Linked DNA regions of Homo sapiens: region 2 is linked to region 1. Evidence: chromatin loops called from intact Hi-C (ENCODE). Cell type or tissue: Caco-2. All regions are shown on one strand. Each heading gives the region's core, and the rest is flanking DNA. Links, peaks and the distances in the headings are about the cores only. Region 1 overlaps WDSUB1 (WD repeat, sterile alpha motif and U-box domain containing 1). Region 2 overlaps TANC1 (tetratricopeptide repeat, ankyrin repeat and coiled-coil containing 1).

The links. A loop is a pair of places that touch in the nucleus more often than their neighbours do. Peaks named below come from ENCODE experiments on the same cell type or tissue, not always from the same donor. Only the 100,000 strongest peaks of a DNase experiment are listed, where the experiment ranks them.
Region 2: a loop joins it to region 1, with 2.3 times the contacts of the local background. A loop is called at or near these places in 1 of 110 quality-filtered maps.

The regions. Positions count from the first base shown.
Region 1 is chr2:159,264,354-159,269,732 of GRCh38, forward strand. The region is part of intron 5 of WDSUB1 (WD repeat, sterile alpha motif and U-box domain containing 1); the gene reads right to left. Among named protein-coding and RNA genes, the nearest start is that of WDSUB1, 20 kb to the right of the region's middle. In Caco-2, for the core only: no CTCF peak of the experiment used is centred there; no DNase peak of the experiment used is centred there.
Region 2 is chr2:159,208,445-159,213,823 of GRCh38, forward strand. The region is part of intron 19 of TANC1 (tetratricopeptide repeat, ankyrin repeat and coiled-coil containing 1); the gene reads left to right. Among named protein-coding and RNA genes, the nearest start is that of MIR6888, 24 kb to the left of the region's middle. RefSeq lists enhancers at 1,379-1,598, 2,903-3,517. In Caco-2, for the core only: no CTCF peak of the experiment used is centred there; DNase peaks (open chromatin) are centred at 3,077 and 3,438; H3K4me3 peaks cover 433 bases.

The DNA of each region.
Region 1 (5,379 bases), core at 121-5,120:
TGATTTGCATTTTGGGAAAGATAACGTTAAGCCTTCTTCAGCTAGTCATTGCTGAGCAAGAGGGGGCTGTTCATGAAAGCACTCCTAACTCGTGACAATAAACTCTATCATTTACTTACAAAATAGATAAAATATAAACAACTGTCTTGTTGGGGAGAGGAGAAACCTATTTCCCACCCCTTCTGGGGTAAGATTCTTGGCCTCTTTCCTCCCTCTCATGCCTAGCGGAAAATAAATGACAAATAACTGGAGAGTGTGGGGCAAGCGCTGGGCCATGGAGCTGAGCCCCTTCTGGATTTTCTCTTTTTTCTGATCTGCACTGGCAGGGGAAGACTGCAGTGGTCCATGCTGCCCAAGAGCAGGTGGGCAAGTGGGTTGCCGATCAAAAGTCATGTTACCCAGTCCCGTATTGCCCTCTCATTGGTTTTCAACTCAAGAAAAGGAAAAGGGCCAGGCGCAGTGGTTCACATTTCTAATCACAGCACTTTGGGAGGCTGAGGTAGGCGGATCACCTGAGGTCAGGAGTTCGAGACCAGCCTGGCCAACATGGTGAAACCCTGTCTCTACTAAAAATACAAAAATTAGCCAGGCATGGTCGCGGGCACCTGTAATCCCAGCTACTTGGGAGGCTGACGCAGGAGAAGCACTTGAACCTGGAAGGCAGAGGTTGCAGTGAGCTGAGATCGCGCCATTGCAGTCCAGACTGGGTAACAAGAGCGAAACTCCATCTCAAAAAAAAAAAAAAATAAAACAACAACAACAACAACAACAAAAAAAAACAACTCCTAACTGGCTGGGCCTGGTTGCACACACCTATAGTTCCAGCTACTTGAGAGGCTGAAGTGGGATGACTGTTTGAGCCCAGGAAGTCAAGGCTCCAGTGAGCCACTCCAGCCTGGGTAATGGAGTGAGGCCTTATCTCTAAAGCAAGCACACACACCACACACACACACACACACACACACTCACTCTCTCTCTTTTCTTCCTGTCTCTCACACACAACTGTGGGCATTTTAAAAACTCATTTCCAAGGAATCCTAAACTCTGAGACCTTCTGGAAACAGGCAGACTTTATTTGAATTACAAAGACTGACCCGGCTAGGTGTGGTGACTCATGCCTGTAATCCCAACACTTTGGGAGGCCAAGGTGGGAGGATCACTTGAGCCCAGGAATGAGATCCCTGACTCTACAAAAAATACAAAACTTAGCCAAGCATGGTGGCCTGCAAGTGTAGTCCCAGCTACTCAGGAGACTGAGGTGGGAGGATCACTTGAGGCCAGGAGGTCAGGGCTGCAGTAAGCCATGATAGTGCCATCACACTCCAGCCTGGGTGACAGAGGAGACCCTGTCCCAAAAAAAAGACTGACTCTTCCTGTTTTAACAGCGGCTGATATATATAATGTTTGTTGTATCTGGCTAGATCAAGAGAAGTAGGGTGGAACAAAAGACAAATTCTGCTAAGGGGCTGGAGCAAAGTTATTAGGGGACAGAAGTGGAGAAAGACCAAGGGAAAAACCTCTTGCGTATTTTGCTACAGGACCTGTAACGCCATCACAGCTCTGAGGGCTGGTGGAATATGTGAAGCAGATGTGAAAATCCAGCTGTCTTCTGCTATGCCAGACATTAAAAAGATCTTCAAAAATGTAGAACAATGCCACTCTTTTCACTATTTATTTTTTCCTCAAAAAGCTAATATGCAATAATCTATTGCTTTTAAATGAATTTAAAATATTTCAGAATATTCTCGATTGTATTTTCTAGTATTATAAATAGTGATAGATGTAACCCATATAAGCAAAAGCTCTTTAGGGTAATAACTTTTAAGAGTGTCAAGGAACCTTACTTTTTTTTTGAGACAGAGTCTTGCTCTGTCGCCCAGGCTGGAGTGTGGTGGCACGATCTGGACTCACCGCAAGCACCGCCTCCCGGGTTCACGCCACTCTCCTGCCTCAGCCTCCCGAGTAGCTGGGACTACAGGCACCCGCCACAACGCCCGGCTAATTTTTTGTATTTTTAGTACAGATGGGGTTTCACCATGTTAGCCAGGATGGTCTTGATCTCCTGACCTCATGATCCGCCCGCCTCGGCCTCCCAAAGTGCTGGGATTACAGGCGTGAGCCACCGCGCCTGGCCAAGGAATCTTACTTTTAAGAATGTGAAGGAATCTTAAGACCAAAAAGTATAAGAACCACTGACCTAAATCATGATTCAATTCTTCACTTCTCTATTCTGACCTATAACCGCATTCTGTTGTCCATTCACTTTTCATCTCTAGCCACTTATATTCATCTCTAGACACTAGTCTCCTATAGCTAGGCTTTGCATGTTAGAATTGCTTTAGAAGTTTCAGAAGTTCTCCTAAATTTAATATATAAGGTTTGAACAAGTTCTAACACCATCCTAGGTTCTCAGGGGTTTTTTTGTTGTTTTTTGTTTTGAGTCAGGGTTTCACTCTGTTGCCTAGGCTGGAGTTTAGTGGCACGATTGTGGCTCACTGCAGCCTCCACTGCCTAGGCTCAAGCGATCCTCCCACCTCAGCCTCCTGAGGAGCTAGGACCACAGGTGCAAGCCACCATGCTTGGGTAACTTTTTATTATTTGTAGAGACCAGGTCTTCCTATGTTGCCCAGGCTGGTCTCAAACTCCTGGGCGCAAGTGATCCTCCTGCCTCAGCCTCCCAAAGTGGTGGGATTACAGGCATGAGCCACCATGCCCGGTCCATCCTAGGTTCTCTGTTATCTCTACAATCTGTTTTTCTGGCCTCATTTCTCCTTATTTATTTGAATGTTTATTATACATTTTGATCTACTCAAGAATTTCCTGCCTCCTGGAATGCTCTTTCTGTTCCTCAATCTTCCCATATCTGCATAGAAATTCTATACTGCCTTTTCCAAGGCCACCCCTATCTATGCCATACACACCTTCATTAGTACACCTCTTTTTTCTTTCTTTTTTTTTTTTTAAAGAGACAAGTTCTGACTTTGTTGCCCAGGCTGGAGTGCAGTGGCATGATCATAGGTTGCTGCAGCCTCAAACTCCTGGGCTCAGGGGATTCTCCTGCCTCAGCCTCCCAAGTAGCTGAGACTACAGGCACACACCCCTATGCCCAGCTAATTTCTTTAATTTTTTTTTGTAGGGACTGGGTCTCACTGTGTTGTCCAGGCTGGTCTCAAACTCCTGGCCTCAAGTGATCCTTCTGCTTTGACCTCTCAAAGTGTTGGAATAACAGGCATGAGCTCCACACCCAGCCCTTAGTACACAATACTGACCTACAACCACATTCTGCTGTCCATTCACTTTTCATCTCTAGCCACTTATATTCATATACAGCCTCGTTTTATCCTACTCACTTTTTTTAGTCTCCCTCTTTCCCATACGTATTCATTCTATCTTATCATTGACTTTTAGTCACAAATAGAATCTATCATTAACTAATTGACCTATTTTTATCTACTAAGTATGATTTAAATATGCCTGTCAATTCTTCTAAAAACTAAATGTTTATTAAGTTTATTAATTTACATTTCTCATTCATTTGCCTGTATATTTGTCCAAATAAACTAGAAATATTCAGAAAAATATTTGAATGTGACCTTGAGCAACACCATATACCCAAAAGCACTTGATAATGTAAACTTCCATTTATCCAGAATGATTGGGAAAGACACATTTCCATAAATACAATGTTAACTAAGACACACATATATACAAACTGGCAAAGAATTATACCGCTATAAAATGAACTTAACACAATATTGAGTATCACTTAACACTTCCTCCATGACTCAGAGGATAAGTACATGTCAGGGTCTTGCAGTGTTATTAGTTCATCACTATGAACATCAACTACTAAATAGAAAAGAGGGGATTTAAAATGTCTTCAAGAGCACAAACACTGTCTTATACTTCCTTTTCTATGCCCTATTCCAACTGGCAGAGAGCTGGGCACATAATCATTCTGTCAGCTAACCTGTCCCCTAACACAGCAGACAGAGTTCAACTTTATTTGTTTAAACTTTCCAATGATTTAAATTCTAGGTCAAAAGACAATTACTATAAATACTTTTTGATGATGAATAATCTTCATCTTTAGAGATCAAACAGCCACATCTACAATAATGACAACAACATAACTAGTAATTTGGCTGTTTGGCAAGAATTGGAGCATATGGAAAAAAAGAACCATCAGCCTTAGTCCAGACATTCTAAATGGAGGTTAGGAGCCTAAATATCTTAGCTGGAATGAAAGTTGCTATGAAGAGCCATAAATGTGGGTCAGAATGCTATGACCTGTGAGATCAGACAGGAAAGTTTTAGAAAATCTAATGGCAAGGAGAAAATATACAAAAGTATTCAAAAGGAAAAGAGTATAAAGTAATTGAATCATGAAACGATGTTCCAGCCCATTGCCTAACAGAATAAAGCTTTGAAAAATAAAAGCCAAGGTTGACAACTTCAACACAGAACTGGAAATCATAAAAAGTGACACCACTGAAAAAAATTGCCAAATAGGAATTCTAGGACCAAAAAATAAAATAAGCAAAATTAAGAATTCAATGGACCAGTTTAATATATTAGCTGAAGAAAGGAAAGGGAAAACCATCCAGAATGAAGCATAGGAAACAGGAAAAAACAAACAAACAAACAAAACAGAAGCATAAATACAAAAGAGAGAATAAAGTTTACAGTGAGGTGTAATGTGCCTTTAATTGGAATCCCAGAATTAGAGGACAGAAAGAAAGGAACAGAGGCAATACTTGAAGAGATAATAAATAAGAATTTTCCAAAAGTGGTAAAATATCTTTCCACAGATTTTTTTTTTTTTTTTTTTTTTTGAGATGGAGTCTTGCTCTGTCACCCAGGCTGGAGTGCAGTGGTGTGATCTCAGCTCACTGCAACCTCCACCTCTTGGGTTCAAGCAACTCTCCTGCCTCAGCCTCCTGAGTAGCTGGAATTACAGGTGCCCACCATCATGCCTGGCTAATTTTTGTATTTTTAGTAGAGATGAGGTTTCACCATGTTAGCCAGGCTGGTCTTGAACTCCTGAGCTCAAGTGATAGGCCTGCCTCTGCCTCCCAAAGTGCTGGGATTACAGGCATGAACCACCACGCCCTGCCCAATATCATTCCAAGGATTTAAGAAGTTCAATGAATTCCAAGCAAACTAAATAGGAAACTCATATGTAGATACAAAGTGGATATGCAAAAACCTCAAAACAGAAAATTTCATGAGCAGCCAGAGAAAAACACATGAATTACATCCAAAGGAACAACAGTTAGAATGAAACTAACTTTTCTATAGCAATACACAACAATAATATACCCTAAAATTTGTTTGTTCCAACAAAGCAAGGTTGGTTTAACATTTAAAAATCTTGTA
Region 2 (5,379 bases), core at 277-5,276, 56 kb before region 1:
TTAATCTTGAATGCACATACAGGCTGACAGTGTTTTTACAGTAGAGTTTGTAACATGGTCAGGAGTGTTCTGGTTACCCAGATTTGGATTCTGCCCTGTATTCACCTCTGTTAGATAGCTCGGTGAAAATGGGTTCATGTCTGTCGGCAGAGGGAGCCACATTTTTCCATGATGCTTGGTTGATGCCTGTTGCCTTATAACACAGAATCCCCATACTTGGCTCCAGCCAGGCTGCTTCTGCAGGCCCCATCATGGCCATTGGGAGATCTGGCCCTCCTGGGAGAGTTTTGCCAATGGGAAACAATAAGGAAGGTGTTCAAAACCACAACTTTTTAAATTCGTGCATGAGATAGTTCTGAGAGATGCATCCTTAGGCGATTTGGTCATTGCGTGAAAATCCTCCAGTGTACTTACACAAGCCTGGATGGCACAGCCTATTGCTCCCAGGCTCCAAGCCTGTACAGCATATTGCTGTACTGAATACTGTAGGCAGCTATAACACAAAGGTAAATACTTGTGTGTCTAAACATGTCTAAACATAGAGAAGGTATAAAAATATGGTATTATCATCTTATGAGACCACTGTGCTATTGTATACGCAGTCTGTCGCTGACTGAAACATCATCACACAGCATGTGACTGTACCTGGGCAGTGCTGGCTTCCATTTGTGAGGTCACTGAGCAGCAGCGCCCCAGCCTGCAGAAGCTTCAGTTGAGGCTGGCAGTGTTGGAGGCTTGTCCCAGACACCAAGGCTTGGGGTGTTTGTCTCCCAGTGCAAGTACAGTTTTCTGGAAGAGCCATCTTGATTACCTTTCATTTTATCCTTTAAATTGTTGAGGATTAGGTTAGATAACTGCCTTGTCTTTGTAGAGGTGAAAAATTTATAGCTCTTGGAAAGTATGTTCTTCTTTCTAATAGAAGCCTTCCCCTCGCTCAGAGACGGGAGGAAATGCCTAACAAAGAACACAGTGAAGCTATGAAATTTGGCTTCTGTAAATCTTAGTCCTATTTCTAGAAGGTGGGGCGGGGAGGCAAGGCACATTGCCTGGCCTTTTGGGGAAAGGTTGCTGCTTTCAGCCAGGGAATGTGGGGGCCAGCTTCCCTGAGGCCCTCAGTGTGACGGCCGAGCTCCCAGTGGCAGCAAAGCGAGCCTGACCGGTCAGCCGCCATATAGCCACTTAGAGTCAGTTACCAAGGCAGGGTGGGCAGTCATTCCCAGAGTTTAAAAAAAAGAAAAAATCCTAAAATCCCTCATTACATTTTACCATTGAGATAAAGTAGCTGAGAAATGTGCAGTGTGTCAGGCACACTCTTTCCTGGTGTTCTCTGCCTTTACAGTTGAGCAGGGTGTGGCCATCGGGCCTGCCACTGAGGGTCAAGCATCACTGCCTTCACCACATCTCACAGTTCTCACCTTGGCCACAATTAGATGACATTTGTGAGGACCCTGCTGCTTTCAATTAATGTTGACACTCATTTTTTTCATTTTCCACTCATTTTTTAAAATATGGGAGAGGCCAGGATAATAGGAAGTAAATTGCACATGTGAATACAAGCAAGTAAATTGCACATGTGAATATAAGCATACAAGCAGAGCCCAGCCGCCCTGCCCTGCCCTGCCCGCAGTGCCCTCTCAGCTAGCAGGAAGTGGGTTCTGCAGGTACAAGCTGTTCTCTGGAGGTACTCAGTTCCAGTTTGCAGAATGGTTTTCATACATCCGTGGGTAATGCATGAAAAGGTCATAGTCTGCCAGCGGGAAGCAGCTTCTGTGTGCGCTGACCCTGCCGCCCTTCTCTCCAAGCCCCCAAGTTGGGTCCAAAAGCAAATGTGGGTGGGAATACAGACCCATTGTTGTGATCTGTAAGCCAAGCGATCCTGAGCCTGGGGAGCACATCCTGTGAATTTGAGTGACAGATCTGCTTTAAAATTTTAGGAATAGCCCTGTTTGTGGAATGACTGTGTCCCCGGCAAGTTGACAATTGAGTTTTTGCAAATCAAATCTTTTCCCAGAGAACTTTAATATATAAGAGATTCCTGCAAACCATCCATTTTATGGTGCAAAAAGCTCTCTCACTGCTGTTTCCAATACGTTCAGATTGTTGTCAGGTTTTGTTTGTTTGTTTGTTTTTTGTTTTTTTTTGAGATGGTGTCTTGCTCTTTCACCAGGCTGGAGTGCAGTGGCGAGATCTCGGCTCACTGCAAGCTCTGCCTCCTGGGTTCAAGTGATTCTCCTGCCTCAGCTTTCCCGAGTAGCTGGGATTACAGGAATGTGTCATCACGCCCAGCTAATTTTTGTACTTTTAATAGAGACAGGGTTTCACCATGTTGGCCAGAATGGTCTCGATCTCTTGACCTCGTGATCTGATCTGCACGCCTCGGCCTCCCAAAGTGCTGGGATTACAGGCATGAGCCACCATGCCTGATCTTTTAATTTTTTTTTTTTTAAGATGGAGTCTTGCTCTGTCGCCCAGGCTGGAGTACAATGGCACAATCTCAGCTCACTGCAACCTCCGCCTCCCAGGTTCAAGCGATTCTCTTGCTCAGCCTCCCAAGTAGCTGGGATTATAGGCGCGTGCCACCACTCCCGGCTAATTTTTGTATTTTTAGTAGAGGCAGGGTTTCACCATGTTGGCCAGGCTGGTCTTGAACTCCTGACCTCAGGTGACTTGCCCGCCACAGCCTCCCAAAGTGCTGGGATTACAGGCATGAGCCACTGCACCTGGCCAGTCAGGTTGTTCTTAAAATGAACGTCTGCCATTACAAACCTACTTGCCTTCTCAAGACAGGACAGTGTTGCTGAGGTATGTGCTTTCATGGGAATCTAATTCACAAATGCCATCTTGTTAAGGATTTTACAACTAGAAGAAATTGTGTCCAATTTGAGTCCTAAAAAGTGCCATCTGTTCACGTTGATTTTTGAGCTCCCATTTCATACCAAGTCTTTTTTTCTCCATCTTTGTATTTCATTGGCCAGAAGGCAAGGTACTGCCCATAGCAAGGCATTCTCTTCTCCTGCCCTCCCCTGCCCTCTTTTCCTTCGGGTCAGGTGGGGTGCATTAACCCTCACTGGAGCCTGGTGGGCAGCACCAGAGGTCGGCCTTTGCAGCAGAATAGCTGGAATTCCTGAGCATAATTTAGCCATGGTTCTGTTTGCTTAAGCATGTGGGTGGCTATTCTTCAGTCTCTCTTGTGTTCGTAAGTCCCTGTGGCTGCTAAAACTTGAGATCCCCTGAAAATGGCAGAGCCTCAGGAGTTCGCCGTGATGGCCCCAGAATACTCAATCTGCTTAGAAAAAGGAAAACACAGATCTTGTTGTCTGTCTGCATCATTTGTAAACGAGAGCCTTGTCAGGAATTTGTGTGTAGAACGTGATCTGTTTTAAGCCTGAGCATAGTCTGCCTGTGCTTACAGGTTTTTAGTTGCCTCAAGAGGGAGTCACCAAATACATAGCAAGGGTTGTGAAGGAAAAGGAGGACAGGGTCCAACCCAGTTGCCATGCCCGGGGTGGCGCACTCGCCCCTTGTCAGTTGCTCCAACTTGTGGTTTCTCTGATGCCCCTGTGAAACAGAGGTCCCTATTTTTAGTGCTGGACTGTCATTTCTGATGTGCTGCTGTTGCAAAAATTCAGTAGCAGCTTTAACAGAAATCCTGATTTAAAGGCCCCGTTTATAATGTAGATGAAGCTTGTTTACCAAATAAAAGAGCAGAATGCTGTGGTGGATTGGCTGCTTCAGATCTCATCAAATGGAAGAGTCCTGTGTTTATTCCTTTGCATGGCATCATGCAAAGGCCCTGCCTCTGCGTGGAGCCCATGCGTCTTTGTTTTGATTCATTCCTTCTTCTGGTCAACCAGGGAGAGGAGGAAGAGGGAGTTGTTCCTTGCCTAGAGGAAAATGGCAGAGCAGCAGCAGATCCAGGTAGTGGTTCAATACCCAGATCTTCTAGCGTAAGAATCATGCGTGTTCAGGGTCACGATCAAATCAATCCAGAAAATGTATATTGTAGGAGAGGAAGAAATCACTTCATCCCTACCCTTCACAGTTCTTGGGACAGACTGCAGCAACGAAAGACAGATTAACACAAACAGAAGTTGAATAGTAGGTATATCTTGTGTTGTATCCATGGGAGATACCCAGAGAAATGAGTCAGTGTCCAAGAGGTGGCTTAGATTTTAGGCTTAAAAACCATCATCCCGGCTGGGCATGGTGGTTCACGCCTGTAATCCCAGCACTTTGGAAGGCCAAGGCAGGCAGATCCACGAGGTCAAGAGTTGGAGACCATCCTGGCCAACATGGTGAAACCCTGTCTCTACTAAAAATACAAAAATTAGCCAGGCGTGGTGGCACATGCTGTAATCCTAGCTACCCAGGAGGCTGAGGCAGGAAAATGGCGTGAACCCAAGAGGCGGAGGTTGCAGTGAGCCGAGATTGTGCTACTGCACTCCAGCCTGGGTGACAGGGCGAGACACCGTCTCAAAAAAAAAAAAAAAAAAAAAATTTCCCTGAAACAAAGATAAATGGTTTGGGGAAGGCCAGTTATGGGGAGGTACCCAAGAAAAGCAGTTAACAAAGGTAAGGTTTGAGAGCCAGATTCTCCACTGATAGAAATCTCTAGTGATGTAGTCATCCTTCTCTTCTTGGTAATAGAAAGGAAGACACCCATGAATTTTGTCTTACAAGAGGATAACTTATCTGTTTTTGGGATATCTCCTGTGTCTGCAGTCTCTCAAAATAATCAACTCAAAATCTTTATGCGAAAAGGCATATTTTGGGGTGGCATATTCTGGTCTCTCACAATATAAAAGTACCCCAAGCCTTATGTTAGTAGGAATCATTAACGTTATCATCGTGGCAGGAAGAGACTACAGCGAGAATTCCTGGGACAGCAGGGACCAGAACTGGTTTGTGTAGATTCTCAGAGTATAGATAGGATCACATTGGACCCTGGTTTCCAAACATTTTAGGTATGGGAACCCCCCCACCTCTGTCTCAGTGCCTCGGTATGTAAAACTGACATAAATACCATTCTGCTAATGGTATTTATGTCAGTTTTACATACCGACACGCTGAGATGAACTTTAAATGTCTGCTCAGTAAGGGCAATGGGCCTGTTTGCATAACACAAATATGAATGGTACCTGCAGTCCAGATCAGCTGTAGCATCCCTGCCCTTCAGTATTTTGTTCTGGTTGCACTGTCTTGAAAGAATCCACTTCGTCATCCAGATCAGTGATGCAGATGGCAATATTTGTTAAGAACGGCTCTTCCTGTAGTTCTAAGAAATTATCTGACTAGAAAGATGACAGGAAAAGCACTATTATGAGACTGCCCAGTGATAAGTTATTCTGGGCACCCATGGTAATGCGCTGGGCCCCAAGG